2 separate regions of the Mus musculus genome follow, and region 2 is linked to region 1. The links are chromatin loops, found by intact Hi-C in ENCODE. Cell type or tissue: left cerebral cortex. All regions are shown on one strand. Links, peaks and the distances in the headings refer to the core of each region. The heading gives the core; the rest is flanking DNA. Region 1 holds the start of Mob3b (MOB kinase activator 3B). Region 2 overlaps Mob3b (MOB kinase activator 3B).

Region 1 (16,462 bases), core at 1-8,000:
CTGTAGCACATGATCATGCCTGGAGCATTTTGTTTGGTTTCTATAGCTAAAGGTATAGAAAAGGCTACGGATGCAGCTCAGTGGTAGCTGTACTTGTCTAACATGCATAAGGCACTTGGACTGGATTCTCAGATCTGCAGTGAGGTTAGGGGAAGGCATAGAAATTAGTGACACTCTCTCATAGCAGGTGGTTTTCTATGTGTGTGCACCTAAAGTAAAGGTCTAAAGACATGCTGTGGTGGAATTCTACATTCATGTCCAGTTTTCCTGGTTGGAAAGCTATGTATGTCATTTAAGTAAATTAGGCACTGTAATAATACCTGGTACCTTAACCACTTTTATCTTCTTAAAGTCACTTTGTAATGCAGATTACCTACATCATTTACTTAACGCTTCTGTTTTTATTCAGCTAACTGAATTTTCTCCTTCTTTCTCCTCCTCTATCATATTTCAGAATCACCCACCTTCAAGCAAGAACTTAAATAGAAGCTGCAATTGCTCAAATGTCTCCAAGAACGCTTTATTCTAAAGCCATTACCAGGATGCTGCTAATGCTACCTTCAGATGCAAGACTTTTCAAGTTCAGGGTTCAAGGCAGTGCAGTCAAAGAAAGTCTTAAGCAAAAGATGAACTTCAGTGGAAAAGTTAGCAGAAATGTTAACTTATAATAAAACCAAAGTTATACATTATGGCGTTTATGTTACTAGCAAAAAAAAAATCAGACACTAAAATGACTGAATATAATCTATTTGATTTTTTATAAAGCTCATTAATAAGGTTGTTTTAGATTGGGACTGTGGCAGTGGGGAGGGAGGCTGGCTATGGACTGCAAAGTAACAGACACAGCGTTTTCCATTCATTTCTCTGACACCTTTGCCTGACCCCTATGCAGCCCTGCTGAGATGTCAGCAGTTACTTTCATAAATTATAGCTGCTGCCCTGCGCTGTCCTGCCCTGCCCTGTGTTTGCTCTGTGCAAGGGAAGAGAACTGGCAAAGTGGGGTGGGAGTGTAATTCAGTGGTCGGGTACATGGATGACTGTCTGAGGCCCTGAAATTGATTCCCAAAACTTCAAGAAGGACATGGAGAAGAGAAGAAAGAACTGGCCATAAAAGCTAAACATCTTCTAATCAGGATAGATAGTTTGACAGAAGTCACAATCACATTCTTTTTATAGAGTACATCTTAAAATAAAATAATCAGAGACCAAGCCCACCAAAATGAACATAAACATAGAAATGTTAACGGACAATATAAAAATGTGTATTCTCGCTCTTGATTTTTAAAAAGTGCTAAGCAAGGCAACAATAAAACATTCCTCTCTTATTAACACCACAGAACTGGAAAAGCAATGATAACACTTAGAGTGAGTAGAGTGTAACTTCTCTTATACATTGCTGAGGAGTTGATACACTGGCATGTGTTTACTATGGACAATATCACAGTCTTCAATATCGTAACAATGTATCAACTCTACTGTGTCTCCAGAAACAATGTATTCCACGGAAATGATTGGATAAGATTGAATATATATATATTAACGAAATTGAACACCCTTATTTTCCTCTATAATGATTGTGTTTTCCTTCTTGGCTGGCCCAAGCCCTGACTTTAACTTTAATGACGCCTTCTTGTACTCCTTGAGCAAACAAAACCCAAGCAGTATTTCTTCAGCAGGTCGTTTGTTACTGTGCTGCTACTGTTAAATTTCAAAGAAATCCGAACTTGTGGGCCCTTATCATTAGAGTGTCTTGAGCACTCCAGAGAATTTGCCGTTTTTCTTTTCAGAACCCCACCGTCAAGATCTAGAAGTCACGGCGAAAGTTTCTCTATAGATCCTCTCTTGAGTTAACAGTCTCTCAAAGTACTTTAAGGTTTAAGGGCAAACTAGACCTGTGCAGAGCCCAGAACTTATAACTATCTGAAGATGGGTTGGGATGTAAGAGTGCTTGTTTAACACGCTAGGGCCCCATCCCGAGCAAGGGTGGAGTGGTGGAGAGGTGCAGAGGTCACAGGTCTCATATAAGCCTCTCTTACTCCCCTGAGTGGGAGAGGAAGGGTGCCAAAACTCAGAACTGGGGGTGGGTGGGTGGGGGAAGGATGTTTCCGCATCTCCTAGACAGTCCAAGGTTGGCAATTCCACAGGAAAAATTGGCAAAGGCAACATTTACAAACCTGGCAAGAGGCACAGGTCCCAACAGGTGTATACCATCAAACCTCCTCTAGTCGACCCTCAGGTGACAGTTCCGGTCGCTGCGGACTTTGGAAGGTGACTTTACTCTTGCCAAGATTGTTTAATAAGTAACCCACACAGGCTAACTGCTCTAGAAGCAAGCACCTAACTTATTCCAGGAAACCCGACCTGCTATAGTCCAACAGGCGCCCCCCTCTGGAGAAATAGGGGCTACCCCAAGCCACCTGTTCTCGGGCAGATGAAAACCAAAACAGTGCTCTGGCCGCATCTGCCATTTGGACTGCGTAGTCATGGCTTGCTTTTTCTGCATCGCGGCGAAAAATTTGGGTCTTAAACTTGGAGCCTTAGGTGAAGTCAGAAGCCCACGAACATTTCACAGCGAATCACGACACCACCATTTCCAGGCAAAGTCTTTAGCCTTCCCAGGTTAGCTTTAGTCTCCACTCTTTTGTGGTCAATGGCCTGCCTGCCCTTAAAATTTTGCCACCCCTGAACTTTCCGTAGAGATGAGGTGCCCTGTCTCCGGCCATCGCCCGGGTTGTGGGCCCTCCATATGCGTTTAGCTCGCCTCTGAAAGTCCTTTGGACCCTCTCGCAGATCTCCTAGCTTTCGAGAACTTTGCCTCCAATCTCTCGTTTCAGATTCGCTGGGGATAAGATCTGAGAAATGCGCCCTGGGCCACAAGCAGCCTAGGAGGCGGGCTCAGGAACAACTTTCCCTCCGCCCTCTAACCACAAGCCCCGGGTGGGGCGGCCTAGCCAGGTCCCGAACTCTGTCCTTCCCCAGCGGGGATCCCGGACTCGAGCCTGCGCAAAGGCCAGCGTGAAAGGCCCCGCGAGCGGCGAAAGGGACTTCCTTCCCCGCTGGAGCCCCACCAGATGTTAAGAGGCGCAACAATAGTGGAACCGCAGAGAAACAAAAGGCCATTCACTGGGTTACAGGAGAATGGCTCTGTCGCCCCGTCTCTGCGGGGAAGACTTGCAGAGGGTCTGAAAGGGGGCTGGAAGAAATCTGAGTGGTCTAGAGCCTCTGCCACGCTCCAGGAGGCGGGAACCGCTCTTTACCATTAACAACCCCATCCTGGGGGTCCAGTGGTGGGGAGGAGAAATGAAGGGAAAGTTTAGTTTTCACCTTCTCCGGTGCAGAAAAGGGAGGAGCAACGATCCCAGATGTTTGACAGTTGTTGGTCCAAAAGTTGAGCAAAATTTACTTATTCTTAATACCTCCCTTGATGAGGCATAGGTAGCCAGGGAGGACAAATCGAGACTGCGCTGTAGCCCTCCCTACACAGCCCCACGCCGAGCCTGCTCTGGGATCCAGGAGCGTTGCCCTGTTTAGATGCACTTTGTAAAAGTTTCTCTTCCCGCCGCTTCAGGCCGACGCGCACCCCACCCGCATCTGAGATTCAGAATGGGTCCCGGGTGAGATCTGCACCCTTTAGGGGGAGGGAGGGGGTGTATTTCAGATCAAAGCCACAGACCCCCTGGGTGGGAACTGGACTCACATTCCAGCCCGGGAAGTGCGTACCCGGAGGCAGAGGAAAGCCAAGAAGCCCGTACTGCCTAAACCAGACTCCAACCCCGGAAGCTCGCGGAGGAGGGGTGAGGACTGGGGTCCGCACGACTGATCCTCCCTAGGTGTGCCCCGCACCTCGGCCCTCCAGGACACAATCCGAAGCGGGAAGCTGCGACTGCGCCTCCACACCACTCTTGGAAGGATCTCTTACCGTGGGGTTTTAACCTTCTGCCTAGGGCCCTGCTGGTTTCCTTCACGCCGGCAGCAGTTTCTGGAGCCGGAGAAAAAGAGTGAGCTCCTCCAGCCAGAGCAGCGATGCTTGCAGATTCACGCGAGGGGTTTCTGACCAGCACGCGTGACTCCAGATGCAGCGACCACGGCTCTGGTGCGGCCCCCACATGCACCCAGCGCGCCGCGCAGCTCGCCCGGGCGCCACTGCAACTCACCGGCTCAGAGCGGAGTCCCCTGGTGGCCTTCTCTGGAAAGGCAGCTACGCGGGGGCAAGAGGAGTCCTGTTGCCCTTAGGATCCTCTAATCTCCACAAGAGCCTGAGACAATGAGCAGTCTAAGTCTCTCAACTTTGGTCCGCTGCCCAATGTAGGTAGAAAGATGTCAGAGTAGAAAAGATGCTGCTGTCCTGGTTGGTCTTTGTCAACTTGACACAACCTTGATATATTTAGGAGGGAATTTTGACTTAAAAAAAAAACCCCTCATAAAATACCCTATTAATAAGTCTGTCCAGCATTTTCTTGATTAATGACTGTGGGTTGTGCCAGCGTTGGGCAGGTAGTGCTGGTGGGTATAAGAAAGCGCCTCGCGTGGATCTACAAGCATCGCTGCTCCGGCTGGAGGAGCTTACTCTTTATCTCCTGTCCCAGAAGCTGTTGCCTGTGAGAAGGAAGCCAGCAGGGCCCTAGGTGGAAGGTTAAAATCCCATGAGAAGCAAGCCAGCGAGCAGCATTCCTCCATGGCGTCTGCTTCAGTTCCTGATTCCAGGTAACTGCCTTGAGTTCCTGTTCTTACTTCCCTTTGCGGCGGACTGTGCATAAACCACATAAGCCCTTGCCTCCTCCAGTTGCTTCTGGTCATGCTGTTTTATCACAGCCATAGACACCCCAACTGAAGTCCACAAGAGCTTTTTCCAAGGCATCCAGAAAGGGCCAAATGACTTACGCTTCTCCAAAATGTTCTGCCAGCTGTAAAATGCCGTGGACTGCCTGAAACACCTTGGAAAGCAGCATTAAACCATGACAAAAATGCGTGGAAGTCGTAACTACCTCGCCGGGTGATTATGAGTAAACCAATTATGAGACGTACTCTTAGTTCTTGGGAGGAGTCTTCAAACATGAACTGAAAGAAAAAAAAATGAGGTGGATGTGTCAACCTGCTTTTATTCTCCTATAAACATCTTGATGTGTGCCGGCTGGGTAGTATCAAATGACTTGATTAGCGATCACATTCCGTAACTTCTGCTACACGTTTGAAAGAATGAAAGTAAATTAGGTGAAATTTAGGAGATATATTTCCATACTCGACTCCTGTTAGCCTTTCCATCACAAAAGTCTCTCTATATGTGGTGCCTTACTTGGCTCACACAAATGCTTGGAAAACTCCTGCTACGGGGCCTTAGCACTTGCTATGCTCCCTGCCTGGGACAGTCTTCTTAACTGTTCAGTCACATCATGGCTCAGAGACTACCCTTTTCCCTCCATTTCTTTCCTCAGAGGCCTCCCTTTCAACCCCATTCATCCCCCCCAAGACATCCCTTCTCAGATACCCCACTCCAGTTTTCTCTATGAAATGTATCACCATAAGACACACACACACACACACACACACAAATACTGCTTTTTGCTCACTCCCTATATTAGTGTTCTATGGGGGAAATAGCCAAACTTAAAGTTAAAACAGCTGAAGACAAAATGAGCAGAGCTGGAGAGGTGGTATAATAGTTAAGAGCACTTGCTGCTTTTCCAGAGGATCCTAAGTTGGTTCCATTATCCGCTGCCAGCAGCTCGCAGTCACCCATAACTCTAGTTTCAGCAGATCAAACATCCCTCGTCTCCTCCACAGGCACCTGAATGCACACGGTGCACATAAACGCATGTGGGCACATGAACACTCATAATAAATTAAACACAATAAAACAAAAAAACCCCAGTATAATCTTATGTGATGGCCATGGTCCAGCCAGGTTTCTCTCTCCATGTGAAGGTCAGCTATTTAGCAAACTCAGTACCATCTGCAACTGAATTCCCCTTTAGCATGTAATATGATCTAGTCACAGGTTATAAACATATACTATGTAATTAGTGGGCACTCTTGTGTCTATAAATGCTAATTTACTTGATCTTAGTAGAAGAAATGTAAACAAGGACTTTTGTCTATCTTGTTCATTGCTGTTTACCTAGACTATTCACTTAATATGCAGGTCCTTAATATGGACTGAGCTCTGCCCCTCAATATTCCTATGTTGAAGTCCTAACTCTCAAGTGGAGGTATTTAGAGGTAAGGCTTTGAAGACTGAAGGAGTCTGAAGGAGGACTGGTAAGGCTCTAATATGGGATTAGTGGCAGAGAAAGGAAGACCAAGGGGAGGATTACAGCGCAGAAGAGGAAGTGGTGAGGAGCGGAGAGAGCAAGAGAATGTTTTCTCCACTGAGCAAGGGTACAGCAAGAAGGCAGCCATCTGCAAGCCTTGAAGAGGCCCCTCACGAGGAAACAAGCTTGCTGCCTTCCATATCCCAGCCTCCAAAAGTGAGATCCTGGGGTGTTTGTTTCAGCCACTTGGTCTATGGTATTTTGATATGGCAGCCCAAGCGGACTAACACAACCCAATAAATACCTGCTAAGTTAATCAGTGCAAAGATTACTGACTGCTAACACTGTAATATCTAATCTCTACCATGAATGGAAAAAGGTGGCAAGCATTTGCTAAGCACTTTACATGAAATATTTCGTTCCATTTTCACAGATATCTCTATGCTAAGTACACATTAGCTAGGATAGGTTTTTAAATGATCTCACTTGCTCGAGATCAAGATTTAGAAGACAGTATAGACAATCATGGCAGTGTGACTTAAGCTAATGTTGTAACCCTCACATCTCCCTGCTGCTATCATGGGGCAATGGGAATCCCTGGATCTTGTCCTTATGGTGTTTTCATCGAATAAGAATGACAAGAGAAGTTGGGCAGTGGTGGCGCACACCTTTAGTCTCAGCACTTGGGAGGCAGAGGCAGGTGGATTTCTGAGTTCAAGGCCAGCCTGGTCTACAGAGTGAGTTTCAGGACAGCCAGGGCTACACACAGAAACCCTGTCTCAACAAACAAACAAACAAAAAAATGACAAGAGAACACAAAGAGTATGAGAAGTGTTAAGATGGGAGTGGGGATAATCATAGCTCTGTATGGAGCTTGGAACACGAGAGTTGAATAGAATGGACACAATTGTGCAGATCTTAGGGGTGGGACTGTTGAGCTGAGCATGGAAATGGTAGGCCTGGTTAGAATTAAGCAGAGATGGAGGAAGACAGAAAAATCTGAACCATGCACTGAATCTAGTTATGGAGTTCTGTAGCGGTAATTTTAGCTACACCACTTTGTGCTCCCTGAGGGTTGCCCTTCCAGTTAGCTGCCCAGGGAATCTTTGGATCTTCAAGTGAAAGACACACACACACACGCACACGCACGCTTATTTTTATGTGCAGTCTAGCTCAATGGTTGGGCACTTCTGATCCTCTGCCTGCTATCTTAGGCCCAGTGGACCACATCCCCCAAATCACCCATGGCTGGTTGGCTTTATCTCTTGTAACTTTAAATCTGATCCATTTCTCCCAGCATCATGGGGTTCCTCTGTCTCCTCCCTGTGTCCTAGCCCACACAACTCTAAGAGTTCTTCCCCATCTCCCTTTGCCCAGCCATTGGCCACTGGCATCTTTATTGGTCGAGAAAAAGCCAATTGGGGGCAAGGACCTTTAGCATTTGGACACACAGATTCCTGATTGAATCAAAGCATTGGAACCAATCTCCAACAGAGTTCTAGTTGTGTAGCTAGACGATAAGGATTGGAATACCAATCGTTAGACTGAAGACAAAAGGAGAGTTCACAAGTTTTGGGAGCAGTTGTTAATGGGAAAAAGTTACCTGAAGCACCTGCTAAAAACTCATCTGAAGCTGTAACTCAGAAGTAAGAAGTACAAGGGAAAAACATCAACTTGCTGGGTAAATATTGTTAAAAGTGATTAGTTATCAATTTCAATTTTTAAAAATTTTATGTCTATGGGTGTTTGCCCATATGTATATATGTGCACTGTGTACATATGATGCTCTGGAGGACAGAAAGATGTTTCAGATCTCCTGGGACAGTTGTGAGCTGCCATGTGGGTGCTGAGGGTTGAACCTCAACCTCCTGGAACAGCAGCCAATACATTTTACCACCAAAGCATTGTTCCAGCCTCTATTCTTGACATTTTAAAGGGGCGATTTTCAGCCCATAACTCATGGTTGGTATATCTTAGATGTATAAGGTTTGAAAAGAGCAACTATTGGCAGTAACCTTTGAACAAGTGTTTTTGGTTTTGGTTTTGGTTTTGGTTTTTATTGTCCACTTGACACAACCTGGAGTCACTGGGAAGAAATTACAATATTGTCTGGATCAGATTGGCCCGTGACCATGTCTGTGAGAAACAATCTTGACTGGTATTTGATGTGGGAAGACACTGTCCACTATGGGCAGCACCATTCCTAGGTAGGTGGGTCTGAGCCATATAAGAAAGCTAGATGTGCATGAGTCAAGAAACGAGCTAGTAAGCATCATTCCTCCATGGCTTCTTCTTTAGTTCCTGCTTGATCCTGCCTAACTTCCTTCAGTGATAGACTGTGATCTGGAAGTATGACTCCCTTCCTCTCCAAGTTGATTTTGGTCATGGCATTTATCACAGCAACACAGAAGGCAAGCTAGAATAACAAGCCTGAGTTCTATCGTTTCCTTTTCATGGAGGACATAACTTGCCTGAGACTGCACAAGTAGCAAGGCTGGAATGCTGAGTCCCGGTCTTATGCCTGTAGTTGCTCCCTGTGTCTTAACACGTGATGATGCCACAAATGCATATATGTCTGAATTTACCACATGGCCAGTTTGGGGGTTGCTTCAAAGAGTTCTCTATAGGTTTGCCTGGAATATAACCAATGATTTTGATACAGGGAGAGGACTCATGAATCTTAACTGTAAGGTCTTCCAAGGAAAGGAGAGGGACCAGGTTCATTCCATTTAAAAGATTCAAAGAGAGACACAATGGTGTGGCAACTAAGAGTTCACCTTCCAGAGCCAGAGACTCAGAGTTGTGAGTTGGCCCTGGCTGAGTCTCGGTGACCTGAGGTTGTAAATTGGGATAATCATGTAGGTAGCTGTATGGATGTATCAGAGATGCACATAACATGCTCAGCAAGTGCCTACCACTTGATAAGTGCTCAAGACTTTCCACCAGCTGGTCTTCTCAGCACAGTTCTCACACATGTAGTCCCTCATGAAGGTAAGATGCTCTGATCCATATCTGAGTCACACTGAATCCAGAAGCTTCGATGTCTCTTGGGATGCCATCTTCTGCAACTCATGACAAAAAGGGAACATTTTCCAATAGTTTGGTACAGGTTGATAAAGTTCAATTGCTTTGTCCCAGTCAGCACACGGTCATCTCTGTCATTTCCAACTTACACATTTTTAATGCGAATGACAGGCTTGTACCACTTCAATGGTGTGTGAGTAAAATCTGAGAAAGTTTCTATTACCAAATGGCTTCCTTTTAGCGTCCCCTCAAAAAGCAAAAGGTATTGGGAAAGTGTCACTATGGCAACCTCCTAACAGTCAGATGATGCACAGAAAAGGAAAGAGCAAGCTTGTTTCATCGCTGACTAGAATGGACCAGTGGTCAAACTGCTTCAACAGCCATACATATCATCTATCCGTTTGCTTAGAATTTGATTATTCAGCATTGCTGTGTTCCGAGTATACTAACTATAATCGTTCCAGGGAGTAGATAATAAACAGCAAGTCTTCTCAAGAATTTTAGCTCAAGCAAAGAGAGTTCACAGATCTAGCACATTTTCAACGGCAAGGCCACACCCACTCCTTATTGTCATTCTCTCTGTTTTCAAGACCCTTGACCAATCACAGGGCTCACGCGATCAATCTCTGTTTTATGGGAGCATCTGTGAGGACAGAGTTTATGGCAAATGCTGGGTCACAGAAATAAGTGTGCATGGCTTCTCCTAAGCGTGGAAGTGATGGTGATTCAAACATGAAGTGACTTAAAAGGACCTATTGTATATTACCAAAAGCATGTTTTCTGCCAGCAGCTTTGTTAACATTTAAAAATACGACACCAGATCTGCAGTAATTTTCTGTAAACTCCGAATTACACCAATCAAATTTCCAGAAATGTAATCAAGCAGAGACAGGTCAGAGTTGGGAGCTAGGCAAACCTGTGGGACCCACAGCCAAGACAGCTGCTAAAGTGGTGCACTGAGGAAGCATATAGGTAGGTAAACATCCTTCCATTCTACATGATAGTGTGAATGCGCTTCCAAAGCTAGGTTTCAAATAATTTCATTGAAAAAGACTGCCTAGTGCTCTTAGAATCTGTTTTCCTGTTCCATGCTACTTTGAATATCCCCACTAGACTCCTTGTTTTTCTTTTTTGAAAAGATTTTGACTCTTTAGTGGGTGACTTTTCCTAAGATACAAGCCCGATGCTTTTCTCAGTGGTACACTGGTGGTCTATCTCAGTGCCTAGAATAATGGAGAGGGGTTTTCTTGTCAAGCACATGACTGAGATAAAAATACAAGGAATGATGTTCGCCCAGAGAACTAGTCACAGCTAAAGACAGCTTAGCCTAGTTCTCCAAATATATTTCTAGAGTCCACATTCTTACCACCTTACACAAAAGGGACAATCAGACTACCATATGCTCAATGGATTTGGGAAGCCATGCTCTCAAACCAATTAATATAGAAAATAGGGAGAAAGAGAAGCAGTGGTTATACTGTGTATACATCTAACTAAACATAACGCTCCCTAATCCTCCAAGTAGGAAAATTGTGAGGGTCTCAAATATGCTTTCTCAACTTGATAAACACAGCCTTACTGCTTTTGTGGTCAATGCACACAGCCACTACCAACAACTCAGCCATTTTCTCTCATCCACCTTGTATGGCAATCAGCAAAGCCTTGCTGGTTCTCAGCTCTCCTGTAAGCCAAGGCCTGTGGGAAGGAATAAAGGAAGTCTCCTTCTCTGCTGTCAGAAGGACGGTGGCTTTTGATGGACTGGGACTTCTCCAAACCTCCCTCTGCTGTCCTGGAATAAAAAAATAAATAAGATCTTCTCTTTCACACCATGGTTAAGGCAAGAGATGGAATATGCTAGGATTGCCCTATCTCCTCCTTCCAGCTGTCCCATCTACGCAAGCCCCATATTTTCTTGAGATTTCAACTAGATTTGACCCACTGTCCAGCATCAGGTTCCTCACAGGAAGATGCCTCACCATTGAGAAAGCCCCTTGGGTTGAGTAAGTATGGGATTTCCACATGGATAGTGTTCTGAGTTCAGGAATGAAACTTGCTTTGGGTATTAATGGCCCTGAAAAACTTCTCTGAGGGGGAAAATCTTTTAGAAAATATTCTTGGGAAACTTTCAGTTGATTTTGTTCTAATTCTAACTGCCCAAATATTCAGTAATCTCTGAAGAGACAACTTCTAACCTTCTCTCTTTCTTTCCTTCCTCTTCTCTCCTCTTTCTGTTCCTGTTTTCGCTGTCTTATTCCTATGATAATTTTTGACATCTACATAATGCATCATTAGTTGAATAGAATCACATCTTCCTCCCCCCGCACCTTTCTTTTTCCCATTTCTTTTCTGTTTTCCAGCAAAGGCTACTCATCTTCTCATTAAAGTTACTCAGCACGGCTGCTCAGACTGTATTAGTGCCAGAAGCCCAAGAGAAAGCATGCTTGCTGTGAGGGTCCCAGGATTGAAAGGGATATTTAGTCACACACACCCAAGGAAATGGTTGCTATGACACATCAGCCACCGGCAGGGTTCTAACAGCTTGTTAGTGACACTGGACCCAGATCTCCAGGTTCCTAATCCAGGCCCTTTTCTTGCTTTGTGAGTGGGTTCTCTATGTCCCTGTTAGCCAGTAATCATGGCTGTCACCTGCATACCTTCCTCCCTTACTATTCCAATTCCTACTCCATTGCTTCCCCAACTCAAGGCTGCAGACAGTTCATCCAGTCTTCTTAGTTAATGGCATAGGGGTATGGTGTAATCTTCCTTTAAAAACTCCTTCCTTGGAGAGGCTTGTTTGCCAGTCACGCCTCTTTTACAGATCTTCCCCATTCCTTAGTTGATTCTTGAAGGAACACCCTGGTACTTACTTCCTTTACTCTTGCCTTCTTCCGTCACAAGTAGCTTAGCTGAATTGTGTTGAGCCCAATCAACAGAATCATTGAGCTGAGCCAAGGACTCTTGAGCAATACCATCTAAATGGATCAGTTCATTTCTTCAGAAACACTCTGGTTCTTGTCTAATTGCTAAATGTTTGTTTGCTCATACAAAGTGTTTGCCTGACTACACTTAACCAGCAGATGAATTAATTTCTCCCACCAGAGGCTTGATCAAATATACTTAATATAGCTTGACAATGGAACACAAAGTAGCTTTAAAACCCACGACCAATCACGTGTGAGGCATATACTTCTGGTAGAAGCACTACTAGAACCCAGGAATCTGAGACCAGCCTATGCAACACAGTGAGATTCTGGTATGCTTTGAGTGTACAATATCTCTCTTAGGATAGGGTATTTGATCACCTAGTCCCTAGACAGTGTTATTGGGGGAGGTTGTGGAATCCCTAAGACATGGGGCCTCGTTTGCAGAAGTTTGTCCCCGGGCTGGGTTATACTTGTTCTGAGTTCTGGCCTGCTTTCTCTGCTTCCTGTTCACTGAGCTCTGATGCCACAGCACACTCCTCTCGGCACAGAGTCACTGTCCCATGTCTCCCCAGCCCACACCAACCACTCCCTACTTAGGCTGTCCATGTCAGGGATTTTTGGTCACAGTGACTAAAGTAACTAAGGCAGACCCTGTGTTGAAGTAATTAGTTAATAACTAACTAACACAAACACAAGGGACTGGAGAGATGACTCAGCAGTTAGTAATACTTGCTGTTCCTCCAGAGGACCTAAGATCAGATCATAGCATACATAGAGAGCTCAGAACTGCCTATAGCTATAGTTCCAGGGGATCTGTGGGCACAACAAATATTACACACACACACACTCACAAAACCAACCAGTATATCTTAAACTAAACGTACAAAATACCTAAAACAAAACAAAACGAACAGAAAAACACAAACAAACAAAAAGCTGAATAAAAACCTAGTGACCTGACAGTTAAGAAGAAAATGCAGGGGGCTGGTGAGATGGCTCAATGTGTAAGAGCACCCGACTGCTCTTCCGAAGGTCCGGAGTTCAAATCCCAGCAACCACATGGTGGCTCACAACCATCCGTAACGAAATCTGACTCCCTCTTCTGGAGTGTCTGAAGACAGCTACAGTGTACTTACATATAATCAATAAATAAATCTTAAAAAAAAAAAAAAAAAAAAAAAAAAAAAAAGAAGAAAATGCATATTATTAAGCAGTATATATTGTAGGATCCCAGTTTTGATATTTAAAAATGCTACATTGTTACTACACAGAAAAGGACAAATATGTATATCATATTGATAAAAGTTTTTTCAAGAGATAGAAATAGGTAATTTTATTTTACTTTTTAAAAGATTTATGAGCCGGGTATGGTGGTGCACGCCTTTAATCCCAGCACTTGGGAGGCAGAGGCAGGTGGATTTCTGAGTTCGAGGCCAGCCTGGTCTACAAAGTGAGTTCCAGGACAGCCAGGGCTATACAGAGAAACCCTGTCTCGAAAAAAAAAAAAAAAAAGATTTATTTTATAAGTGAGTACACTGTAGCTGTATAGATGGACATGAGCCTTCATGTGGTTGTTGGGAACTGAATTTAGGACCTCTGCTTGCTCAGGCACAAAGATTTATTTATTATTATAAGTAAATACTCTGTTGCTGTCTTCAGACACACCAGAAGAGGGCGTCAGATCTCATTATGGGTGATTGTAAGCCACTATGTGGTTGCTGGAATTTGAACTCAGGACCTTCGGAAGAGCAGTCAGTACTTTACCCACTGAGCCATCTCATCAGCCCTTTATTTTACTTTTAATTTACTTCTTTATCTAAAAGACTTTCAGTTAGGGTCAGTGAGATGGTTCAGTAGATGCTGGCACTTGCCCCCCGTCTGATGGCCTGATGATGTGGAACCCATATGATAAAAAGGAGAGAACCAACTCCTGCGACTTGTCCTTGGAGCTCCACATGCGTACCACAGTATTGAACACGTGCATGAGTGCTTGTGTGAGTAAAAATGTAATTAAAATTTTTGAAAACTTTCAATTATACTTTTATATTAATTAACTTTAGAGTAACCAAGGGACAGACCCTGTGTTGAAGTAATTAACTGACTAACGAAGACACAAGGGGCTGGAGAGATGGCTCAGCAGTTAAGAACACTTGCTGTTCTTCCAGAGGACCCAGGTTCAGACCATAGCATACTTAAACAGCTCAGAACTTCTTTTTTTTATTTTGTTTTTTCAAGACAGGGTTTCTCTGTATAGTCCTGACTGTCCTGGAACTCACTTTGTAGACCAGTCTGTCCTCCAACTCAGAAATCCACCTGCCTCTGCCTCCTGAGTGCTGGGATTAAAGGTGTGTGCCACCACGCCCAGCAGGTCAGAACTTTTTATTGGTCCCAAACACCTAGTGTGAGCCATCCTGGTGTGACATTTCTTGCTTCTTTTCCCCTAAAGCCCAGGCTACATCTCTGAAGAGGGCACATGGGACCAGGGTGACACAGCCAGGCTTTGTTTGATAGCAAATGAATGTGCTGAGTCCATCCATTGTTCCAAAAGAGCTCTGTTTTGGAGCTCAGTCCAGGCTATACTCAGTGATTCTGCTGGCACTGCGCGGGTGGTAAATAGATCCTGCCTCTCCAACATGGTCTGACTGTGGGGGCCGAGTCTGGTTTCTGCTGCTCTGATGGAACACCAGGACCACAAGCAGCTTGGGGAGGGCCGTTTATTTTTATTACACTTCCAGGAAACCGTCTATTACTGGGGAAGTCAGGTCAAGAACTCAGGCCAGGCAGAAACCACGGAGGAATGCTGCTTACAGGTTTGCCTGCTTGCTTATAGCACTCAAGACCACCAACCCGGAAGTGGTACTGCCAACAGAGAGCTGGGCCCTCCCACACCATCCATCAAGAAAATGTACCATAGGCCGGGCTGCAAGCCAATCTTGTGGGGGTATATTTTCAACTGAGGTTGTTTCCAAAATGACTCTAGCCTTTATCAAGTTGATATAAAACTACACAGCACAGGGCCCTATCCAGGTAACACTCTTCTTAACAGAGACTTGTCAAGCACTCTTTTTGCACCCTCCTCCACACACCCAAGCTCTGCCTCTCACTTTGTGTTAGTGACTGGCGTTTGCCAGTCACCCCTCCCTGTAACCTCTCCTGGCAGGGACATGCCACCACAGGCCATACAATGCAGCAAGCTACAGTGACTTTGGCCCTCTTCCCCACTTTTTTTTTTTTTTTTTTTTTTTTTTTTGTTTTTTTTGTTTTTTTGTTTTTCGAGACAGGGCTTCTCTGTATAACCCTGGCTGTCCTGGAACTCACTCTGTAGACCAGGCTGGCCTTGAACTCAGAAATCCACCTGCCTCTGCCTCCCCAGTGCTGGGATTAAAGGAATGGGCCACCGCACCGGCTCTTCCCCACTTTCAACCTGTCATAATTCACATGGGAGCCACTAAAGGAGCCCTCCCTTCTGAGAATTTATACTTGAGTTCACCACTGAGACCACCGACCAGGAATAATGTACATTGGGGCTCTTGCACCATTCTTAAATATAGGAAGCACACCTATATGGGAAAAGAAAAGGAGATGACACAGAGGGGACACCAAGAGAAATCATTGGGTGACATTGTTGGAGCTTCTATATCCAATAGCACCTGGAGACAGAACCAAAAGCCAAGTATCCTGCTGTCTTAAGCTACTTTGAGTAGGATCCTTTTAGCTCACTACAGTGAACATTTTAATACAATTGTCCTGTAAAAGAAATCTTAAAACCATTAAGAGTTGGAATGATGCCCGTCCTCAAGGCCTTCTGTCTCCACATCTAGTTATAAAGACTTTATTGATAGAGGGTAGAGAACTAATGCTTATTGAGCACCTACTATGTGCAGGGTCTATGCTGAGCATTGTCATATACAATCTAATCTTCCCAGTGATCTTGGGTGGTAAGTATATTACCTAGGTTTTTGGAGTTTTGGAAATTTGCTTAAGGTTTGCCATGTAGTTCTTTGGTGCTGAACTCATGACTTTGTGTCTTCTCACATCCACCCGCTCTATATGACTGCTACGAGTGTTTGGGGAGTAGGGCTTGGTAGAGCAGACATCTTCGGTGCTCTGTTGACAGCTCTGAAGACATCTCTGATTCCCATGCATCTATGAAATGGCTGGCTTCCAAGATCGCAAGTGCACATCGGGTATCATTTCACTGTCTGTTACAAGACTGTTTCCACAGCTGCAGGAGCTTGTTCGGCGCAGGGGCAAGCTCAGTGTCTG
Region 2 (16,462 bases), core at 5,029-13,028, 200 kb before region 1:
GCTTGTTATAAAAGTTCTTTTTTTATAAACATTTTTAAAACCAGGAAAAAAAATCATCACTTCCAAAATATACTTTGTTTGTCTAATTCTAGACAGGAATCACTAGTTTCTTTAAAGCCAGAATGACGCTATTCTCCAAATCATACCTTTGCCAGTTTTTGAAGATATGCTGTGCTTCTTTTCCTTAGTGTGGTGTCCTTTAGGCTAAGGAACTATTGGAAGTAATGTGCTTTCATCAGTGACAATGGACTGGGTAAATGGTGGGCTGGAATAAATCAAATTTCAACGAATCCCAAAAGTAAGAAGGAAACTTAGGAAGGTCAACATAACCTAGTCAAAGATTTCCATATGGTCAACTGAAATAGGTAAGAAAATCCAAAGGTTTCTCTTACAGCCAAGACTAGCAAAAAACATAGCAGGGTCTGGAGAAGGTTTGAGATAACTCATCAGGTTCACAGTGTGCAAAGTCTGTAACACAGACAGAGGGAGAACTATGGAGCTCCCAATTCAGTAAGAGGAACGTTTAATGGTGAAATGGGAAAACTTCTGAGAAGATGACACAATTGGGGCGATTCTGAAGGAAGGCTGAAGGACCGCTGGTTTAGGCTTCAGATATTTCCCTAATGTGCAAATGAAGCTGCCATTATTAAGCATGTGCTACCACTGTGTCATCTCGGGACCTTCCTAAATAACATGGCATGAGACAAAGGCTGGAGCTCAAAGGGACTATTTGGCTTGGGTTGGATGGGTTGGGTCTCAAAGGTGGTGAAGTCTCAGTGGGACGTACAGAGGATTCTGTAGAACTTCTGTGCCTGAATATCCACAAAAGGAGAATAGGCTCTACCTAGAAGGTGGCTGGCATGGTTGGGAGATAGGAAGAATAAGTTAAGAAGCTCTGAAGGTCCTTCCTAATTAAGAAAAGAAATAAAAAAACATCCAGGGAAGAGAAGATCAACAGCTGAGGAAGCAGAAAAAGACTCTAGATCAGTAATTTAATCTTTCCTTTTCATTATTTCCACTGGTGGAACCCAAAGCCAGAGGTAAGGGAACCTGGAGGAGGTGCTTGTGGGAACAGAAGGGAAACTAATGCTGTTTCCAGCATGCATCCCAAGTTCCTATCTTTTCCTGAGAGGGCAGATTGGAATATCTTATGAGATGGTTGATATCAGTATCTATTAGGATAAAAACATATGCTTGTGATCTCAGGGTGTGCCCAGACTTGTGGATATAGTTTCTTTAAAATTATCAGGGGGGAAAAAAAAAACAAAAACCAAAGCCACCAAACCATTTCATTCCTAATCATCTCTTTTGGAGAGAAACAACCAACTGTGAAAGTTAAGGTAAACAAAGAAACCCTGTCTCGAAAAACCAGAGAGAGAGAGAGAGAGAGAGAGAGAGAGAGAGAGAGAGAGAGAGAGAGAGAGATTATCTTACATGAGCTGAGCTCAATGAATAAAGTGTCTAAATGAGAAGACACTAAGGGAAAGAAAAAACAATGTGTGTATGCATGCAAATAAATAATGATAATAGTAATCTTTCAGAATGTGGGCACATTTCATATTCAAATTAGTGTGCATTGTTTAGTAATGCCAGTCATGAAAGACAGACCCCCTCCACACACATTGAGAGAGAGAGAGAGAGAGAGAGAGAGAGAGGATAATACATGAATGGAAATGAAGACCATGATAAGTAAGTGCAATGTGTAGTTTTTGATTACATGTAGATTTTTTTTTTTTTTTTATAAAAGAAAATCAACTACAAAGAACTTTTTGAGGCAGAGTTTGAATTTGAACCACGGATTGCCAACCATGTGCCCTTTGTTAATGCTCAGGGTCCTGTAGCTGGTGACACTGAAGACGGATAGGGTGGTGTTCTGGTTACTAGCAGGAGGGTATGAGAAAGCATTTTCAAACATGATGATGATGTAATTTATTACTATTATTTTCTGATGGTTCAGCAGTGAGCTCGCTTACAGTAAGAAAGAAACCGAGGTGATGCGCTAACACTTGGTGCACTCAAGCACAGGGTGCTCGTGCTAATCTTTCAACTTTGCATTTTCCAAAGTTAAGACTAATGTAGAGAAGGAGGAAGGACAAGGTTAGGAGTCAGGACCAGGTCTGGAGCTGTCCTCAAGGCTGCAAGAATCTTCCATTCGCACTACAGATGTGTGAAGACCAGGTCTGGCCAAAGGCTTATGGACAGCTAGTGAAGATTTATTTTTAGAATTTGCCAAAGTTCTATAATACCTCATACTTTAAAAATCAGAACAGGTGGCCAGATTTTACTCTAAGAGCTGATTAGTGCAATTAGCAATAGAAGCCAAAGAAGATAATTCCAAGAATTTTAAAAAAAAAATCTGGATGTTTTAAGCTAGATGGAAATTTCACATTCACATACCCAAATAGTTGACAGAAAATAACTTTAGAAATGACAAATATCTTCAGAGTCAAGTTTCCTCCTTGACTAAGCATCACTGAAAGGCAGGCGGATACTCTACTTCCAACTGCATGAGTCCTGCAGTTGTGCAAGATCCAAAGCTGCAGAGACACGCCAAGACCACGTGGAATGAATGGTCTGCCGTTTCTCAGCCCCACCATCCTGCACACCCATGTGTGGTATTATGTATAGCCTGGATCAAGAATTCAAGGCTCTTTTTCCTCTGGACCTTCAGGGCAGCCAGATAATGCTTTTAGCCCAAAGTGATATTGACAAACCAAAAACCAAAAACCAACCTCCCCCCCCCCCAAAAAAAAAACCAAAACCAAACCAAAACAAAAAAACCCCAAAATCCATTGCCTATCTTGGTCTCTAAAAGTTACTTAGAGAGAAAAGAAAAATGTCCCTGTAGGTTGGAACAAGCTAGCAACATAGCAGTAGTAGCATTGGTCTTCAGAAGACAGCATCTGAGTGGGGCGATGGTGGCTCACGCCTTTAATCCCAGCACTCGGGAGGCAGAGGCAGGCGGATTTCTGAGTTCGAGGCCAGCCTGGTCTACAAAGTGAGTTCCAGGACAGCTATGGGACACAGAGAAATCCTGTCTCGAGAAACAAAAAAAAAAAAAAAACCCAACCAACCAACCAAACAACGCCCCCCCCCCCAAAAAAAAAAAAAAAAACAACAGAAGACAGCATCTCCGAGACAGTCGATGTCTTCACTTACACAGAGACGTCACGTTTTCTGGGCTTTTGTGGTGGCCACAAATGGCTTTAACACATTATGTACACTAAATAACATCAGACTAATTTAGTCATCTTTTGTTATTACATCAACTGTAAGAATACATTCATGTCTACTTCCCTCCACCAACAGATACTTTATTAAAATCAAATATCACGGGAAGTGTGGGTACTTCTTAGTCAAGCAGTCAGAAACAGTTCTGTGAAGGAATCAGAGAAGGCAACATTTCATTTACTAAAACTTCCAAAGGCAGGAGAGAGTACAGTATGGTTATTTTGACGGTCGGAAGGGACAGATTGAACGGAGAGAAGGAAGGCCTTGGTGACTGACTATAGCACACCCACTGGAAAGAAATGCATTCTGTGTCATATAGTACAGGAGATGGAGGGACAACAGGAGAGAGATGGGGGAGGGGGAGGGGGAGAATGGGAAGAGAGGGGGGAATAGGATGGAGGGGTCAGTTGGGAAGTCTACAAATATTTAATCTACATGTACCAAGTGTCTGTTGTCTTGTCACTGAAGCCCCCATAATATAATATGTAGGATCAGCCAGGACTCACTACCTCTTAATAAAGAACAAACACTGCACTAATCTGGCTCAAGGATCTTACTGGTCATTTAAAAACTTTATTCCCTCTCTTCTGGGAAATGGGAAAGCATATCTTTAATGGAAGCATCTAGAAATGACTGCGGCTACAAAGAATACATTCTGACTAGGGTAAACAGATCACACACCAGCTTTATTTCCTGTAGAATAAATCTAGACTCGTCCCAAAGGGTAGCCTGGGAATGGCCTGTCTGGGGTACAGGTCATGTAGCCCATCAAGAAAGTGGTCCCTGGTGAAACTGCCCATGAGGGAAACGGCTTGGATGCTTCCAGAGAAACTGCAGGCTTTCCCCAGCTCCAAGCCCCATGTAAGGTTAAGCCATAGGCCCAGAGACCTGCGGGGAGTGGAGGAGAGACGGGATAGGAGAACGTACTGCCTATATGGTAGCTCCACGTTTGCTTAGAACTTCAAAAAAATAAGTGACAGAGAAGTTAGTTAAGAAGACGGACGTGGAAAAGAACCACCACAACAAACCCCCCAGTCTCAAAACCTGAATTCCAGTAAAGCCTAGCGGGCAGGCCACAGGCAGAAGTGTGACGTGGGCGGAAGTGCAGCAGCCTCTCTTGCACTGTCCTCGGCCCAAGGGGTTAAGGCTGGTCCTTCATGCTGTGGTCTACATGGCCCACAGGTCCTGGCTAGCAGCACTTAGAGGGTTAAGAGCACGAGAAGTGGGTAAAAGATGTCTTTCAGAGGTCCTTGTGGGGCTTTCCGGCTCCTGGAAGTCAGGATCGCTTTCAGCCACGGTGGGCCACTTTCTGTCCCATGGGGCCTCCTGGTGGGAACAGTGTTCCTTTCTTCCAGAAGATGAGGCGGAGTGTTAGTGACACATCCTGGTTGTCATCTCTTTCTGGAAAGCAAGGAGAAAAGGGCCGTTAGGGGACAATGAGCAAGGCAAATGGTGGAAACACCGGGAACGTTTGCCTGCGCCATGAGAATGCGTTCCATTTGGTCTCTCTCTCTCTCTCTCTCTCTCTCTCTCTCTCTCTCTCTCTCTCTCTCTCTCTCTCTCTCTCTCCCCCTCCCTCCCTCCCTCCCTCTCCCTCCTCCTCCTCCTCCTCCTCCCTCCTCCCTCACATCTCTCATTTTCCTTCCCACCGACTGTCTCTTGAATTAAGACACCGTTTACAATACTTTACCCTCTTGCCAAGAATCCAGGCTACTTGCTTCTTTGGGGCAGGGATGGGGGAACAGGATCTGGAGCCACTGGCCACTTGGAATTAAATAACAGCCCTCCTCTCAGGAGGCCACGAAGAATGACCTCCAGTGTTCATCCCCACCCCTTCCAGTTGTCTCTCGGCAGTTGTCTCTCGGGGAGGGGAGAGCCAAGTATCGCTTGCCAACTGGTATGATAAGGGGTTTGGGCTGCTGTTTTTAGACTAGAAAACATCTTCCATTTGACTAAGTTTCAATCAAAGATGGGGGAAAATGGAAGATGTAATCATGTATAAGCCAAGAGAAATTAGGGAAGATGGAGAAACAGCCGAGTCTGGCCTGCAATCACCTTCCTGGCTCTTACAGGAATGTGTGGCTCCCAAACGGGCCATCCTTTCTCTTCCTTTGAGACTCTGCACAGGCTGGCTTAATCATACCCAATCCATCTCTACCCTCTTTCCCTGGCTAACTACCATTTATCTATCCAGTTGAGACATGACATCCATTTGCCTGGAAGACCTCATATCCTCCTGTGGAGGCGGCCATGCCTTTTTCCCCGCGCACACTTGACTTTGTTGGGGTGTACTGGTTCTGGGTGTGTGGTAGTTTTAATGATTATGGCTCCCATAGGCTAATATGCTTGAATGCTTTGTCCCAGTTGCGACTGGTTGGGAAGAATTAGGACATGTGGATTTGTTGCAGGAGGTGTTCCCACTAGACTGAGAATCACTGAGTGTCAGGAAGAAATGAACACTTCTTGCATCTCTCTCCGGGGGCTTTGGTCTATGCAGGTTAAAGAAAGAACACAGTGTGTGATCTAGGTACTCTCCCAATCCGTGCCAAACACAGGAAGCTTTATACCGCGTTACAGTCAGCGTACACGTGCTGAATATGGCCGAACTCCTGGTGGTCATTTACTTGTCTTACTGTGTGACATACTAGGACATGGGCCCAATGTTCTCAGGGACCTACGGTCTTTAGGGAGGAAGAAATGTAGTGGATCCTGTGCTGAAATAATAACATCGCTGCAAGCATTTACCAACAAAGACCTGAAGCACACTGAAGCGAGGTTCAGACACGCTACAATCTCACTTCTGCCTCTTGCCGTTCACCCCCACGAAGAGCATCATGACTTAGGTAAAATGTCTGTTTTCAGGGACATCTTTTCTTTCTTTTTTTTTTTTTTAGATTTATTTATTATTATATGTAAGTACACTGTAGCTGTCTTCAGACACTCCAGGAAAGGGTGTCAGATCTCATTACGGATGGTTGTGAGCCACCATGTGGTTGCTGGGATTTGAATTCTGGACCTTCGGAAGAGCAGTCGGGTGCTCTTACCCATTGAGCCATCTCACCAGCCCAGGGACATCTTTTCTAACTCCAATATGGGAGATAGCCCCTTCTTCCCCCTTTAACAGCCGCAGAGCCCCTCTTCACCAGTCAAAGGTATGATGGTAATTTTATTTATTTATTTATTTTTATATATTTTTTTAAAGATTTATTTATTTATTATATGTAAGTACACTGTAGCTGTCTTCAGACACTCCAGAAGAGGGCGTCAGATCTTGTTACAGATGGTTGTGAGCCACCATGTGGTTGCTGGGATTTGAATTTCAGACCTTCGGAAGAGCAGTCGGGTGCTCTTACCCACTGAGCCATCTCACCAGCCCCGATGGTAATTTTAATATAAACATATGCAGTAAATTATTACAGCGGCTGTTTTCTTTTTAATCCTGGCTAGGTCCCCAATAACAACACAGAGAGACCAAGATTTATTTTCAACTTAAAGTACAATAACTAGGTATTATAATTCCATTTTAATCCTCTAATCCAATCTGGTTACCTCACAGCCCAAATCCCTGAGATCTTGGCATTTTTGTATTGGTCTGGCTCTCTGGGCTTGTGGTGCGTTTTGTTTTGATGTCTTTCTGGACTCCTGCCTCACGTCAAATCCTCTCTTCTTCTCCCTCCTCCCCTGGCTGGATGAAGTCCCGCCCTATTCTTTCTATTGCCTAGTTATTGGCCGTTCCAGATTTCACTGACAAGGCAGAGAATACCTGGTGAGCATCGTTTATACAAACTTGAGACAGGAGATTCTTAAACATTACAGTGCTGTGTCTGGATTGTCGTGGGATAGGGAAATCAGCCTAGAAGGGCAGACTTTCCGCTGCGGACAATGACATTGTGCCTACAGAAAAGCCTTTCATTTCTGCTCTTTGGGGCATCCCAGGTTAGATCCTATGGACTGTGCCGGCCGCCGTTGGCCCTTGTATCCCCAGTGCCTGATAATCAGGTTCAATAAATGTTTGCTTAATCGAGTAAGCCACAGGTTCTCAGTCTCTTCACCTGTCCAGTGTAGTGTGTGAGTGAGTGAGTGGCTCAGGGGCAGGTTAAATGCACTGATCTATGCATGGATGCCATACACCTCAGCCCCCTTCTCTGATTCCTTCCTGTGTGGTTCAGAAGCACAAACCCGACACCAGTCACTCCGCGCCGGCATGAAGTGTTTTCTAGGAAGAGTTTTCTGTTAATACACACTCTGATATGGATCTGAGCTTTAGAGGTAGAGGGGACTGAGCTGTGGCAGCAGAGAGGTGAGACTGGCTCAGGGATTGGGTGTTGCTATGCTGGAGCAGAGAGCTCCTGACCATAGCAGGGTGTGAACAGCAAAGAAAGACCCATGCGCCTCCTGCGAGGAAAGGAAATAGCCACTCCAAGCATAAGAGAAATCTGCTCTTCCCATCGAGAGTCTCCAGTGGTTCTTGTGAACTCAGCATGGTGGTACAACAACTGTTATCCCAATATTTAGGAGGCTGAGGCTAGCCTGGGGTATAAACAAGCAAGGGCATGAAAATCAAAACTGCAGGTTCTCGTATTCTGAGTTAACGTCTGACAGCAGATTGTGTATTGGAAAGGAAGAGGGTAATTCCAAGGATAAACATGACTTCGGGTTTATAGCTGACTCCATGACTATCTGCAATGATCAGTGCTCTGAGACAGACGGGAAGGAGCCCCTGCGAAGAGCCCACGGAACGTGCTGTGCTTTGGGCGGCCGCGTCATTATGTACACAGAGCTCTGAGAGGGAGCCACAACTGTCTACCAGAAGAATTCTAGTCTTGGAGCCAAACCAGTTTGTTTGAGGTGAATGGCAGCCTAAGCAGGGTTGTAAGAGGCCAAGGAGGTCCCTTCTGCTCTTACCTGGGGAACTGCAGGAACATCCTGCAACCGGGGCTGACACCTGGAGAGATGAATGTGCACTGTACTGGCCAGGCAGGAGGTTGGAGGGAGAGGAGTGACTCGCAAAAGCCACTGGGCCAGCAGTAGATATGATGACTTGGAAATTCATTGACTTATACATTAATTATAGATGGTTGCAGGTAATTTTCGAATGCTAGTGGTACTGCTTTCTTCAGTAGACTGATATCAGTTGGAATGATTAGTTGCCGTAGAGAAAAGCTTTAAGTCAGTTATGTTTCCTAGAGTATGTATGCTTAACACAGAAGAGGTTTTTTTTTTTTTTTTTGAAAAGAGCGGAGAGAGAGTGAACAGATCCAAGGCCCTTGAGTTAGGCTTTGAGGAGTTAGTATGGGACGGGGCTTTCGGAACCATAGTGTGAGCCCAACGAGCAGAAGAAAAGCTGTTTCTGAGCTCTCTAATTCCTACAGGGAAATAGGGTTTTAATGACAGCTCACAAACTGAAGAACATTATTCTTGGGTCTAACCTTTGCAGATCTATAGGTGTGGACTGGCAAGATGGCTCAGCAGGTTAAAGCGATTGCTGCCACACCTGAAAAACCTTACGTTCTAGACTCACATTGGTGCGAGGAGAGAACTGACTCCTTCAAGTTGTCCTCTGGCATTCGCACGCATGCCAGGCACTCACACTCAATTTTAAAAAGCACGGGCCCTCTTTTCCTGTGACTGGGTTGCCTTATACACCCTTAACATGAGGGGAGGTGCCTAGTCTTATTGCAACCTGATATGCCATGCTTCCTTGATATTCCTGGGAGGCCTGCCCTTTGGGGTAAGGATGAGTGAATTTACACACACACACACACACACACACACACACACACACACACACACACACACACCCCACACACCCCCCCCCCCACACAGAAGCCCCAAGGTTGTAAGGCTGCATTCTACTTCGTTGCCACTTGGTGGCGCTATGAAACCATTTAAAGAGATAGTCTCCAGCCATAAACATAGTGCTCCTCAAGGCTAATCTAACATAACCAAAGACATTCATTTCTCCATTCCTTCCTCAAGGGGGGGGGGGGGGCGGCAGGCTCAGTGTCTTTCTCAGAGAGTGGACTGGGAACGCAGCACGTATAAGGCAGGTTACTCAAACCTGAAGCAGGCTTAGGATGCTTTCTGCAGGGGAGATTTCTTAAAAGTCTGACAAGAGACTATTCTCAGCATACTTAGCCTGAAAAGTATCTCAATATTTTAGGACCCAGCTATTCCACTCCTGGGCATATACACTTACCTTACCATGTATGCTCACCCATGTCCATTGCTGCTCTATTCACAACAGCAAGGAAATGGAACCAGCCCAGATGTCCACCAACACACGAAGAGAGAATGGAAATACAGAGCCTATATGGAATCTCATTCGGCTGTAAAAATGGCATTATGACGTTTGTAGGAAGATGGATGGATGGACTGGGATGTAATTAAACAAGATGTCAGAAAGACAAAAGCCGGGCTGGTGAGATGGCTCAGTGGGTAAGAGCACCCGACTGCTCTTCCGAAGGTCAGGAGTTCAAATCCCAGCAACCACATGGTGGCTCACAACCATCTGTAACGAGATCTGACTCCCTCTTCTGGAGTGTCTGAGGACAGCTACAGTGTACTTACATATAATAAATAAATAAATAAATAAATAAATAAATAAATAAATAAATCTTAAAAAAAAAAAAAAAAAAAGAAAGACAAAAGCCACATGCTCTCTCTACATGCAGATCTTAGCCTGTAATGTATAAATGTCTGTGTGTGAGTGCGCGCACGCGAACACATACATATATGTGGATAAAGTCCAAGTGGCTAGAAGAGAGACCACGAGGAGGAAAGGGACTGGGGGAGGAGGTAAAGCGAGGACCAGGAGTAGCAAGGGGGATGGGGGACATGAGGGGGAGGGGGAACCTACTAACAGGTTTGTAATAATGCTAACTTAGAACATTAAACATTTTTCTCAGTGGTACTCCTATGGAAGAAATAAAGGCAGGCTTTGGATCTGCCACCCCAGTCAGACTCATTCTCCACAGCCTTCACCAACTTCCACAGTCTGCGGCCTGGGAGAGGAAGCTGGCCAGGGCGGGTCCCACCACCCTCTGGTCACAGGCTGCACCTTACAGACAGCCAGGCCGACCAGCTTCCCGATTTCCACAAGCCTGGTGTGTTGGAGTTTCTCCCTGGCTGTTGATTCTACCCAGTAAATGTCTCCATTTCTTCTGTGCTTGGCAAATTCTCACTCTTTACGTGACTCTCCGAAAGTGTTATTCACTCCATTCTGGGTCCCCGTTGCCTGGCTTTCTGCTAACACTGAAATTCATTACACAATCAGCCTCAATCTGAATTGCGTATTGTGTATACCTTGGTGTATATTGCTGTGCAATGAAGGATATGTTTCCAAGTCTTACACAGTATATATGATTTGAGGCAGCTATAAATACAGTTTATGTCTAATGTGAGTTATAGCTGGGTAAGTTAAATTATGCTTAGTTTTGTGCTTTCAATTTCTGATATTTTTTGTCCTTGACATAGTCTCTGATTTTTTTTGGATACTTTTAATATTCACATTATTTCTTGCTTTTAAAAAAAGAGCTCTAGTAACGTAAAGAGCAATGGAAGGGGGACTGGAACTGAACACCCAGGAGAAGTCACATTTCACTTTAGGAAAGCTGCCTTAATGACTTTTGCCAGTTTTTGTAGCTATGGTACAGGGTGGAGAAAACAACCCAAGCTTTGCATAAGTTGCACAATTCCTCGTCTGACCTCAGCTTTCAAAACTGAAAATGGCTTCTGTTGGAGAGCTCGCAGAGATGATTTTGACATCCATCAATCAAATTCCTATGAGTTCTATGATTTAAATATCACCATCATTGTCATCATCATCACCGCCACCCCCCCCCCACCCCCCCCCACCCCCCCCCCCCCCCCGGTCTGGAAGTTGTCTGGCATTGTGAGTCCAAAGCTAGTTTACATCCTATCACCTTACTTCCCTGCCTCCTGCCTGGGAATCAGAGCTTGGCTGCAGCTCCCGCTGTGTCCTCTCCCAAAGTCTAAGGGGCTCTCTCCCTCCTCTGTCCTGTGGGTTCTGAATCTCTCTAGAGAACCCTGCCATGCTTTCCTTCTCTAGTGCTGGGGCCTCGGCTTTCCTTGGAACCTCTGCTGCACATTTGCTATTCTGTCTGTCTGTCTGTCCATGGTTACAATAACTCTTCTAATAAACTCGTAGAAGAGTTCCTCAGTAACCAGTCTAGTGTCTTCTTCACCCGTCCACCTCCCCCAAAACTTAACCTAGATTAGACTGGCTCTGAACCTAAGCCGCGTGCCCAAGCTCACTTAGCTTCTTAGTGGCTTTCAATCCGGACTGAGTTGCTTTAACAGTAAGCGAGCAAACCCTATGCTGTTCCTATTACTCCACTTGGGGGAGATGCAGCTTAGGACATCAGTGGTGTTTAAAATGCTCCAGGGATACAAGAGCAACAGCATCTTACACCCCCGGCCTCCCATTTGCTTTTAATTCCATTACATTCTGCTAACTGTAAGGAACAAGAAGGACGATGGAGGAAGACATATATTAGCAACAGTGGAACCAACTAAGGGGCGAGAACAGAGAGCAGAAAGGAAGGCCAGTGTGGAAGATTCTGTGTAAGAACATCTAGGTCTGGAAATGGTAAGGATAACCTGAGAAGATGCCCCCGCTCCCATCGTAGCCATCAAAACCTCCATGGTTTGGAACAGGGTAGTGTTAGAAGTCCACAATGCAATGCTAGACTTGATTCAAAGGGAAAAACTCACTGTCAGCAAACTTGGGACGGGTGGATACCCCATCTCTGCCGCTCTCACACACTCTTGAGGTCACAGAAACGACATGAAATGTTAAAAGCACAGGGACCTGCTGTGTGGCTTTTTTTTCCCAGGGACTGTTGTGTGCTGGATCCCCAGCCCCTGGTGCCTATGTGGCCCCCGTCCTCCTCAGCTTCAGTTTCAGTTCTGGGAAAGGGCCTGAGCTGTGGCAGAAGCACACTGCAGACGCTGCTGCTGAATTGCTGTAGGCGACGCAGAACCATGTAACCGGCTAGGCATTGGTGGCTCACTCCTTTAATCCTAGCGTCTTCTTTTAATCCCAGCAGAGGCAGGGGCAACTCTGTGTGGTCACAAGGCTGGGCTGGTTTACACAGTGAGTTCTGGGCCAATCAGGGAATATAGTTTTCCATTTTGTTTTGTTACCTGTCTTAGTAACAAAACAAAATGGAACTCCATAACCAGGAAGAGTTCCATTCTGATGGCAAACTCGGGGCCTCTGGTTAGAGGGTAGACCAGATAGCCTTTCATCTCAGATGGTCTATTTCTTGTGTCCAGATTATACCAGTTTGTTTCTTTTATTATGTGCTAGCCCTCCTCCATCCCCAAAGCATGTGGATTAAAATCACTGACCATCCTGAGAACCCCATTTCTGCCCTTATGGCCCAGAGCTGCCAAGGTGAGGTCCCCACACAGACTGACCCACTTTCCCCCTGCAGCTGGCTCCTGGCCACACCCACTCCCCTTGGGCCAGGCTTCTATACTCAGTAGACCTGCAGTCTTCTGTGACCTCATCTCTTACCTATAGCCAATGCAAGTCCCTCCTGACCTGGCAATGCCAATGGAGGAGTACTTAGTTGGCATGAGCAAGAGATGCTGTGGTACCAAACTCATCCATACTAGCCTGAGGGAGATCATTCCTGCCTACAGATGGGGGAAGGGTGCTTCTGACACAGGACAACAATACGGACACTGGTGTTAAAGCACCAAGGACAATAGACAGATGTGAGTTTGGGTGCTATAAAATCAGAACAGATTTTTCACTTAGTTCCACGGACCCAGAAGTCCTTGCTCTGACATGCTACATTGCGGCCGTTCCAGTGTGCACACAAGATTAAGAGGCATTACTCCCCAGCTCCTGCCGGTTTCTGTAGCAACATTGGCAAGGGAGACACAGTTGAGGCCCAAAGAGACATACGAGTAGTCCCCACATCCTCTCTATCTCTTTGCTTTGATGTACTAGCAGCTGTGCATTTGGTCTTCAAGGACCTCACGGTCTACATTCCTCTCACCAGAGCAGCCTGGGAGAGGCCTGGTCCCTGCCCTTGTACCTTCACTACTCGGATGCCCAGAGCACTCCAGGTCATCCACGCCCTGCTTAGGTGTCTTGGAAGCTTCTATTCCACCTGGATGGCAGAAAAAGCAACTCCTAGGAAAGAGAAGAGTTTCCTGGGCTGAAGAAGGAGAAGGGGTTTAAGTGGCTATTTGCTAACCATGTGGCCTGGAAGTTGTCTCTCCCTCAGGTGGGTAGAGATGATGTCAGGGAAGGCCAGGTCCAACGTTAGGCTGCAGGCTGTAGTAACATCCCCAGGAAAAGGAAGAGGAGAAGTAAAGGAAACAAGGAAAATATAAAATATCCTAAGCAATCTCCCAGCCAGTCCACTTCGGAAAAGCTGGGCTGCTGTGGATGCAGGAGCCAAGTCAACTCCCATCCAGCCTTGATGCAGGCAGAGGCCTGGCGGAGGGACCACAGCTCTCCAAAGGAGGCTAGCCTCCCTTGCCTGTGGTGAGGATTTCTCTGGTCACTTTCTAGAATCCAAATAGCTATGTCGACCAGGGGAGATAATGTTGGTCCTTGGGCAAAAGCCCTTGGCAATTCCCACTCCACTGCTCTGAACAAGTCTATGGTGTTAGCATTCTGTCTAAGCTCCACCCCAGTTGCCTGGCAACAGCCAGGTAGGCCTGACCCACTCTAAAAGGGGCTGCTTGGCCCCTCCTCTCTCTCGTGCCACACTCTCTTGTTCCCTCTTGCTCCCCCTCTCTCCCCATTCCCTTCTCTCTCTCCATGTGGCCATGGCTGGCCTCTACTTCTCTACTCTCTCCCGCTCTCTGTCTTTCTCTGTCTCTACTACCCTCTTAACTCCCCTCCCCATGCCCTGAATTAATTCTGTTCTATACCACACCATCGTGTGGCTGGTCCCTCAGGGGTAAGGGATGCCTTGGCATGGGCCTGCTGAGACACTCCTTCTCCTCCACAACTCACCACACCCCCCATAGAACATATCTTATGCCACTTTATCTTTATGTAAACACATCACATGGAATTTGCTTGTCCACTGTGCAGGGGGAGGCATACCTGGCTGTTTTCATGATAATGGCGTGAGAGATGAACGTCAGAAACTCTTTTATGAATTTATGTCATTCTCCCCTCCAAGCTGAGGGACCTTCCTCCTGGCCCTCAGACAGGCACGCTTTCTGCCAGGAAGACTCTGTTCAATTGTGGCCAAACTGACCGGCAAGTAATACCAGATTATAGGGCCTAAACATTTTGCATGAGATTTTTATAATGCAACTGGGCCCATTTAACGAGAACTTGGAGGGGGTGAGGGGTGGAGAAGTCAGTAGGAAGCTGATGACGGTCACTGTGCATGTCAAATGTCTATCTACACATCTGCACAGATAACACGTGGTAGACTGGTGGGTGGCGAATGAAGCAGCGGTCAGAAGGAAGGAGTGATGGCAAAACAACACAGCGAGCATCTCGTGTCCGCCCCGGGCACATCTATCTTCCCCTGTGTGCCAGACACTGCACTGTGCGGCCTCTGGAACGATGCCACTGTGTGTGGTCTCCTCACTCTGCAGAGGGAACCGAGGGTCAACATCTTGGCATAGTCACGTACATGGTCATCAGGACAGCAAGTCTGAAATCTTTAAGTCTGTCTTCCTCAAGGGGTCCATCAGCTACGTCCCCAGGCATCCAGCCTTCTGTATCTCCAATCAGCATGTGCTCTCAGCAGAGCCTGACTCAGTGGCCACACTGCATCTGCGCTAGCCACAGGGTGGGACTGCTCCCCAGAGCCTCGAAGCTAGGGCTGCTTCCCTCTCTCTCTCGGGAGCATTCCAAAGTCTGAGATTGTTGAATAAGGCAGGAGAGCAGTCAGACTATAAAACTTAAAACAAAACACAACGAAACAAAAAGTCCCCCCAAACCCTCATAAGTATGGATGAGGTCCAGCTAGTGCAGAAGAATTAAAAAATGTCCTTTTTGGTGCCTTTTAGGGATGTGGGTGGTGGATGAGCCAAACGAAGTAAAAATAGCAATGTAGCGGGCCAGAGCTCCCTGACCGGAAAGAACAATATTTATTTGATTAATTTTGTTCCTAGCCGCCCACATTACTTAGACAGAGGGTGTTTCCTCTATGCAAAGGTGGGTCTGAGCATGGACACATACATGCAGGCCCTCAAATCCATACAGCCATTAAGTATGGGCAGATAAACACATATTCCTGCCACCCACTGAGAAGAGTTATTCATAACCTATACAAAAATCAAACTGCTTTTCTTTCCCCAAGCTCTACAAACATAAAAAAAGAAGTTGCTTTATGTAAACACAACCAGCCCTCGGTTTACACTGATTGACAGAAAAGGGAGAGCTGCGGATGTCTGAAGTCCTCGTACTGAACCCGTGGGGTTATCAACACATGGCTGCATGCCTCCTTTCAGGAGAACGTGGGTCCCAGGGTGTGATGGCTGCTATGCCAACGAAACAAGTTGTCGAACCATGTGGGAGACAAACGGGGCTCTGGGCAGCATGCCTGTGAGAAACGATCTAGATTAGGTCAGACTTATCTAGAGTGGATTAGCTTCTGGCTATGCCTTTGAGAGATTATCCAGATTAGGTTAACTCTCGTAGGAAGACCCACCTGAGCTGTGAGGAGCACCATCCCATGTTGGGGTCTTAGACAGAATAAAAAGCACACCAGTGCAGCAGGCGCTCCATTCATTACACTCCTTCCTCACTGAAGGTGACTACAGGGTGCCCAGCTGCCTCGGACCCCTGTTGACGTACTCTGCTATACGATGGACTGCGCCCACGAACACGTCTTTCCTTATGTCACCTTTGTTTGGTATTTTGTCACAGCAGTAAAATGAGTAACCAGTACTCTGGTATCACCAGAGTTCTCAAGAGCCCCACAGACCCCTGAAGCACCCTGATTGACCACAGTATTCTTTCTAGCATTGTGACTTTCTCTGCAGAGTCACCTACCCTGCTCTCCCCCTGCTAACTCATCTGGCTGAGGTGCTATTACTTCCTGACCAGGACGGGACAGTGGACAGACACCATCTTTGCTCTAAGCAATGCTACCTGTGACCCAGCATAACATAGAAGCTGCCTGCTGTGGCTTTCCCTTATTGTTCTCTCCCATTCCCATTTCTGTCTGCTCAGTTTCCTTAGAGTTTCCCTAAAGGTCGCTGTTGTATGGTCTTT

Evidence for each region. A loop is a pair of places that touch in the nucleus more often than their neighbours do. Peaks named below come from ENCODE experiments on the same cell type or tissue, not always from the same donor. Only the 100,000 strongest peaks of a DNase experiment are listed, where the experiment ranks them.
Region 2: a loop joins it to region 1, with 6 times the contacts of the local background. A loop is called at or near these places in 29 of 42 quality-filtered maps.

The regions. Positions count from the first base shown.
Region 1 is chr4:35,153,333-35,169,794 of GRCm38, forward strand. It overlaps Mob3b (MOB kinase activator 3B), which reads right to left and starts at 4,152. Exons shown (of 4, transcript NM_178061.5): 1 at 3,920-4,152. It overlaps Ifnk (interferon kappa), which reads left to right. Exons shown (of 2, transcript NM_199157.2): 2 at 455-687. The coding sequence ends at 486. In left cerebral cortex, for the core only: CTCF peaks have their summits at 2,376 (motif pointing left) and 4,176 (motif pointing left); DNase peaks (open chromatin) are centred at 2,378, 2,983 and 4,158; H3K4me3 peaks cover 1,821 bases; H3K27ac peaks cover 1,441 bases.
Region 2 is chr4:34,949,416-34,965,877 of GRCm38, forward strand. Mob3b (MOB kinase activator 3B) reads right to left here. Exons shown (of 4, transcript NM_178061.5): 4 at 1-4,632. The coding sequence ends at 4,603. Among named protein-coding and RNA genes, the nearest start is that of Gm33620, 34 kb to the right of the region's middle. In left cerebral cortex, for the core only: CTCF peaks have their summits at 6,519 (motif pointing right), 9,129 (motif pointing right) and 11,591; DNase peaks (open chromatin) are centred at 9,115 and 11,614.